2 separate regions of the Mus musculus genome follow, and region 1 is linked to region 2. A link is a loop called in an ENCODE intact Hi-C map of the cell type or tissue named here. Cell type or tissue: heart. All regions are shown on one strand. Each heading gives the region's core, and the rest is flanking DNA. Links, peaks and the distances in the headings are about the cores only.

The links. Peaks named below come from ENCODE experiments on the same cell type or tissue, not always from the same donor. Only the 100,000 strongest peaks of a DNase experiment are listed, where the experiment ranks them.
Region 1: it touches region 2 in a loop (2.1-fold over the local background); 9 of 42 quality-filtered maps call a loop at or near these places.

The regions. Positions count from the first base shown.
Region 1 is chr6:50,454,711-50,457,620 of GRCm38, forward strand. Osbpl3 (oxysterol binding protein-like 3) reads right to left here and starts at 1,644. Exons shown (of 24, transcript NM_001347213.1): 1 at 1,115-1,644. In heart, for the core only: a CTCF peak has its summit at 1,250; DNase peaks (open chromatin) are centred at 751 and 1,561; H3K4me3 peaks cover 1,965 bases; H3K27ac peaks cover 1,700 bases.
Region 2 is chr6:50,403,627-50,406,536 of GRCm38, forward strand. All of the region lies in intron 2 of Osbpl3 (oxysterol binding protein-like 3), which reads right to left. Among named protein-coding and RNA genes, the nearest start is that of Gm52900, 23 kb to the left of the region's middle. In heart, for the core only: no CTCF peak of the experiment used is centred there; a DNase peak (open chromatin) is centred at 1,335; H3K27ac peaks cover 957 bases.

The DNA of each region.
Region 1 (2,910 bases), core at 172-2,671, 51 kb after region 2:
ATAAATGTGTAGTGTGAGGCTGCAGTGTGGAGAGCTGCCTTCTCCACACTGAGGATGGACCGACCGAGAAATAGGACCTGGTCTCTGCTTTCCCAGGACTTCGCATCCTAGCAGCGGAAGAAGGCTGGCAGATGGAAAAACAAGCAGATGATTCCAGACAGCTTTAGGCTCTGTGAAGAGCTGCAAACAGGGCAGTGTGGAGTTGATGGACAGAATGGACATTTAGCCTGGATGCACTGCAATCTGTCTGAAGGTTTCTGGAGGCCAAAAGGAGGTCCTCACCTTGTATGATGCTTAGAGTGTTGAGTGTGGATGACCCAAAGTCAGAGCTATGCTTACCTATCTCTGAAACCATCTTCTGCAGCTACAGTGTAAATAAAATACACTACCCAAACGATCTCATCAAGTAATCAGATTCCTAGGGCACTGCGACATCGGAGGGGACTCCAATGCCCCAGCCCCGTTCCCTGACACAAGGTGAGAGACAACTTTATGTCCCTCTCAGCTCCAACAGTCTGGGAGGCGCGCGGCTGGTTAAGAAGTGTCTGAAGGACACAAGACAATGCCACGGGAGACGCCAGAGGCACCAATCACCCGCTGAGTGCTTGAAGCCCCAAGGGAAGGGTGCTCTCGGTCCCAGTGCAGACACTGTGGAGCGGTGTGACCTGACTGGGGAGGCCGAAGAGCGAGGTGCCTGCACCGCAGGGCCCCAAGCTCGAGGGTGTAGTAAAGCCTTCCTCCTGGCAGAATTAAGCAGGTTTCCTGTGCCTCCAGCCCGTCACAGCGCCAGGCTGTGCCGGGACAGCTCCTCTACGCGGCATCCTCATGCACCCGCACGCAGGCTCCTGAGATCCGCTCCTTCTCCGGGTCCATCCCCGCCAGGCTGTAACTCGAGGGGCACAGCTCCAGGGTGAGCAGCACCAGAGTGCTTCCTCCCAGAAAACTGGCGCTTACACGACAGACGACCTCCTAGTCTCAGGGCTGCCCCGTGGACCCGGGCTTCCCGGGACCACCACAGACACAGTCTGAACCATAGAGAATGGCTGCGTCCCCGAGCCTTCTCGGGGCCTCCACCACAGCTCAACCCCAGGCGGGCGGACGCCCTGTTGCTCACCTAAGTGTTCCGCTGCTGGGGACGCTTCTCGATTCCCCAGTGCGTGCTTCAGACCGAGAAGGACGCAAACCGGGCTTCTCGGGTCCCTGCAAGTCTCAGCCGACGGCAGTTCCAGCACCAGCCGCAGGAGACTGGGGCGCCGAGCGCTGCTCGCAGACAGATGGTGGGCGAGAGCCCGCGCAGTGCACCAGCTCTCCTGGTGCCGGGGTCCCTGGTCCCCTGCTACTGGCCGGTGTGCGATCCCCGCGACCAGTTCTCAATACTTCGCCTAGAACTTTAGGGCGCGCGCTGCCGGGCAATTAGCTGAAGAGCTGGAGCGAGGGGAGGGAGCTAAGAGGAGGAGCCTGAGTTCTCCACTGGGCGGAATAACGTGAAAAGGGCGGTGGAGGGGGGGCAGCAGAGTGGCTCCCACTCCCACCAATCAGGAGTCATCGGGGGAAGGCGGTGAGGCGTTGGACTTGGAAGCTGCAGGCGGATTCCGTGACGCCAGCCAGGGTTCAGGGCGTGTGGAGCGGTGGAGAGTGATGGTAGGTGTGGCTGGGCGGGGCAGCGGCTCCCAGCATCCTTAGAGTAGTGTGTGCCCCTTAGGCTTTCAATAAATATTTAGTGAATGACTTAGGAGGAAGTTGAGGTTCGCGCGAAAGGAGCTGTTTTAAGGAGAAGATTCCAGGGGACTAAAGTAGTCCAACGGACAATAATCACTTGAACACTGAAAAGAGCTGAGAATAAATAAGGGGGAAATATGTGGTGAGCCAAGGGTTAGACACAAGATATTAGAAACTGGTTCGGACTTTGGGGACCTGGCCCCCAGAAGCAGTTGTCCAGATTGGTATAGGGTTACAGAGGAGGCAGGAAGGGAGAAAGGTGTTGTTGTTGTTGTTGTTGTTGTTGTTGTTGTTGTTACAGTTCCCGTCCATAGGTTAGGAAAGAAGATGCAGTGTAGTTTGCGATCGAAACGCAGGAGCATCTGGCTAGATGTCCAGGCCCATCCGACTTCACCGCCCACTTGCCAGAATCCTAGCTTGGATGTCAGCCACTGATAATTTGAGGTCAATTTGCAAACCGCACATGAGTCCAGCGCCGCAGGTGGCCCGGTGGGCAGGGAATGATGAATGCCAGGAACAGATGTGATCCTGCACCTGCGGTAAAGGCACACCGGGTTTCTGCCCTCTCAGAACCTACATTTTAGAGAGGACGCAGACGATAAACCAAAGAGAGTATATATATATATATATATGTGAATAATCAGGAAAACATTGGTGAACTGTTAGCACAGAGAGCGCCATGCAGAGAGCCTCCGAAGGGGTGATGGAAGAAGCTCAGGCCCCTGAAGTCCTCTGGGAGGAGGTTCTCAAATAGGCTCCCATAGCAGGAAGGACTCAGCAGCTCTCAGGCTCAGGAAACGCTTTCTGGGCACTAGGAACTGCAGATGTATTTAACCCCTTTAAGATCCATCTGGCCTGCCTCACCGAACTGGGCATGTTGGCTCCTTTGGCTCAGCTGCTGACACTCTAGATGTTCCAGAGTGCCAAGTACATGCCTCCACCAGCGGCTGACCGTTGTCAGGCTGACCCTGTATGAACGTCTCTGAGGCTCTTTCTCACATCTGTATAAACCATGTTTCATTCACTAGGTTTGGATATTCACTTTCTGGAACCTTCCACGGATACACTCTCTGGAACTGTCTTTGGCTCTGCCAGGTGGCCGGGGAAGTTTGACGAAGAAAGCAGATTTTCTTGATGCTGTGAGCCCTAGCACTCGGCAATCCCTATATAAATGATGCAGGGCTTCCTAAA
Region 2 (2,910 bases), core at 281-2,780:
TTGCCGGCCCCTGGCTTTCAGCATCCGACTTCCAGAACTGATCCATTACAGCACCAGTAGGGAATGAATGTATTGCCTGTATCATGTTTCAAGGGGGTAGGTGAATAAAAGTGTGAAACAAGGCAGGCAGATTGCAAAGGCCAGCTTGGCCTACATAATAAAACATTAGTTCAAAAAAGAAATGAGCCTATAACTCAACTGTGAGTCTGAGCCAGGAGCACGTGCAGGCTACAAGGTTTAATAACTCTGGCAATTAGAAAGCCTAGGTAGGTCTGGTCCTCTTCCCTCCACATACAGTGATGTGCCATTAGGCAAGCATGTCGGTCTCAGTGACGGATCCCTACTCAGAGATGATGAACTCTAATGCCTCTGGACAACGCCAGCAGTCTAGGTCTACGCCGTGGTCGGTGGATATCATCAACCAGCTCCGGCGTGTCTTCTCGCAGGCCGGAATGCAACTGTGAGACTGGGCACACCTTCCCACATCCAGTCTCTGAGCTTAATGAGACTTCATCATTGCCTCCATGATGGGACCTGAAGGCAGGCCACCTTCTCATCACTAAATCCTACACTATCTTTCCTGGCAAGGCCACACTGTGGACCGTGGACCTGAGATAGGCTTGCACACTTGAGTGAGCAATCACCAACACATGAGAGGAGCATGAATATGTGAAGAAAAAATGCAAGGAGAAAGGGGGTGCTGAGGTCTCAATGCCTAGCTCCCCTAGTTTTCATAAAGTAAAATCTCATCACCAATCTGATGGCAGTGGGAGCTGGGTAAGGGATCAGTTAGGTTAGGAAGGCAAAGCTCTTACGGATGAGATCAATAACCTCCTGCTTGAAAAAAGTGGGCCCCAAAGTGCTACCTGCTCCACCCGGCAAAGACAATCCCAAAAGGTATGACCCAGGAATCAAGAAAGACACTCTCAGGAGAGGCCATGCTGGCTGTCACTTCAATCTTGGGCTCTCTAGTCTTTGGAACAATGAGAAATACACTTCTGTTCTTTTTAATCTACGCAGTTTTTGGTATTTTGTTGTAACAACCCAACCTGACAAGCTGATGGAGTCAGGCATTTGAGACGCGCCTTGACAAGAATGGCATTTCTGACATTCCTTTTTAAAACAAAAGAAACATTTCAAACTCAAAGTGGCCCCTGCAGACAGACCTACTGTGGTGAGGTGAGATGCCGGGCTGTAACCAGTCAGCTGCCTTCCCTTCACATTCAAATTCCACACGTGACCGAAGGATGCTGCCGAAGCAATTCTAGGCTTCACGGTTCACAGGAGGAGAATGGACAAGCCGCTGCCCAAAATAGTTTAATAAGGCCAGCAATGACTCACAGAGTGACAACAGGCCGAGCCAACAGATGCCTGCACAGGGCAGCCCAGGCGAGAGGGAGGCTCATGGCATAAAGTTAAAACGGAAATTCAAGGACAGGAAGGGACATCCAGTTATAGACCATGAGGACCACCAAAAAGACAAGGTCAAACAAACATTTCAGCTTCATAATTCATTAACACCATCTTGGTGACAAAAACAACAGACCCTTGAGTGTCAAAAGCAACTACATGCACCTACCTAAGAATGTTTCTCCCTCCACTGGACTCTGAGTAGGTCCCACGTTTGCGCTATAATTGTATGTGTATAACATTTTCCTTTGTGTATGAATAATTAGGAGGAAGCGAAAAGGACAAAACTCCCAGACATGAACAAGGACAGTGGCAGGCATGGGTTAGTCTAATTCCCAGAGAAGATTCACCCACAGTGTGACCGCTTGGAACGTTGACCAAATTTCCCATTCTACTGCTATTCCAGAGAAAAACGAGTCACTCCATAACACTGTAAGTTTTTTAGAGCATAACCCTGAAAACAAAACTACAGCAACAACAAACATCAACAACAAAAGCCCCGTGGGCCAGTGAGAAGGTTCAGGAGGTGAAGGTGGTACCTATGAAGACATGCAAGCTACACGTGGTGGAAGGAGAAGGAACTCGGAGTCCCACTAGTCGTCCTCTGACCTGTGTGTGTGTGTGTGTGTGTGTGTGTGTGTGTTCCATGCATGGCGCACCTCTCTCTCTCTCTCTGTCTCTCTCTCTGTCTCTCTATCTCTGTCTCTGTCTGTCTGTCTGTCTGTCTGTCTCTCACAGACACACACACAGAGCTATGTAAGATCTTCATGGGTATTATGCATAGAATAAATAGAAACCCTATAACAATAAACTGTGGAACTGCTGGCATGACACCAGCTTTATTTTCTATAAATAGTCCATGGAGAAGATGGGGAAGGCAAAGCTTGGAAAAAGAAAAGAACAGAATGGGACAAACTTTGCAGGATACACACACACACACACACACACGCACGCACGCACACACGCACGCACGCACGCACACCCACAGAGTTAGACCTAATGTGTGATAGTTTTAAAATGGAAACCTGTGAGAAAGTAATTTTCTCAGCTGGAACCAAACATAGGATCAGAAGTAACGGGAGAAAAAGTCATCCCAGAGTGTTGTTTTGATATGAAAGTTGAATCTCACGTTGCAGGACAGACCTCATCTGAAAGACACCTGCATCAATCATCTTAGTAGGTGTTTATTGTGAAAATCCCACAGATAATCACAGCATGCTTAACACTGACCTTACCGGCAAGGGTAAGTCTCCTTTGCTGTGTGTCTGGAAAGCAGTCATCTTTTCATTAAAACCCTTTTGTGTGTCTGAGTCATAAGCTCTAATGACAATCAAATTCCTTGGATTAAAGACAGAATTTTCATTGAACAGGAGTGAAGTGAAGTATTTGCCAACCAAATCAAAGCCCTTCATCACCTGCTAGAGAAGAAGGCGCCCGCTGGGCCTAGACAGAAGACAACTCTCATGAAAAACAGCATTTTACTGAAAACACCCATGCCTC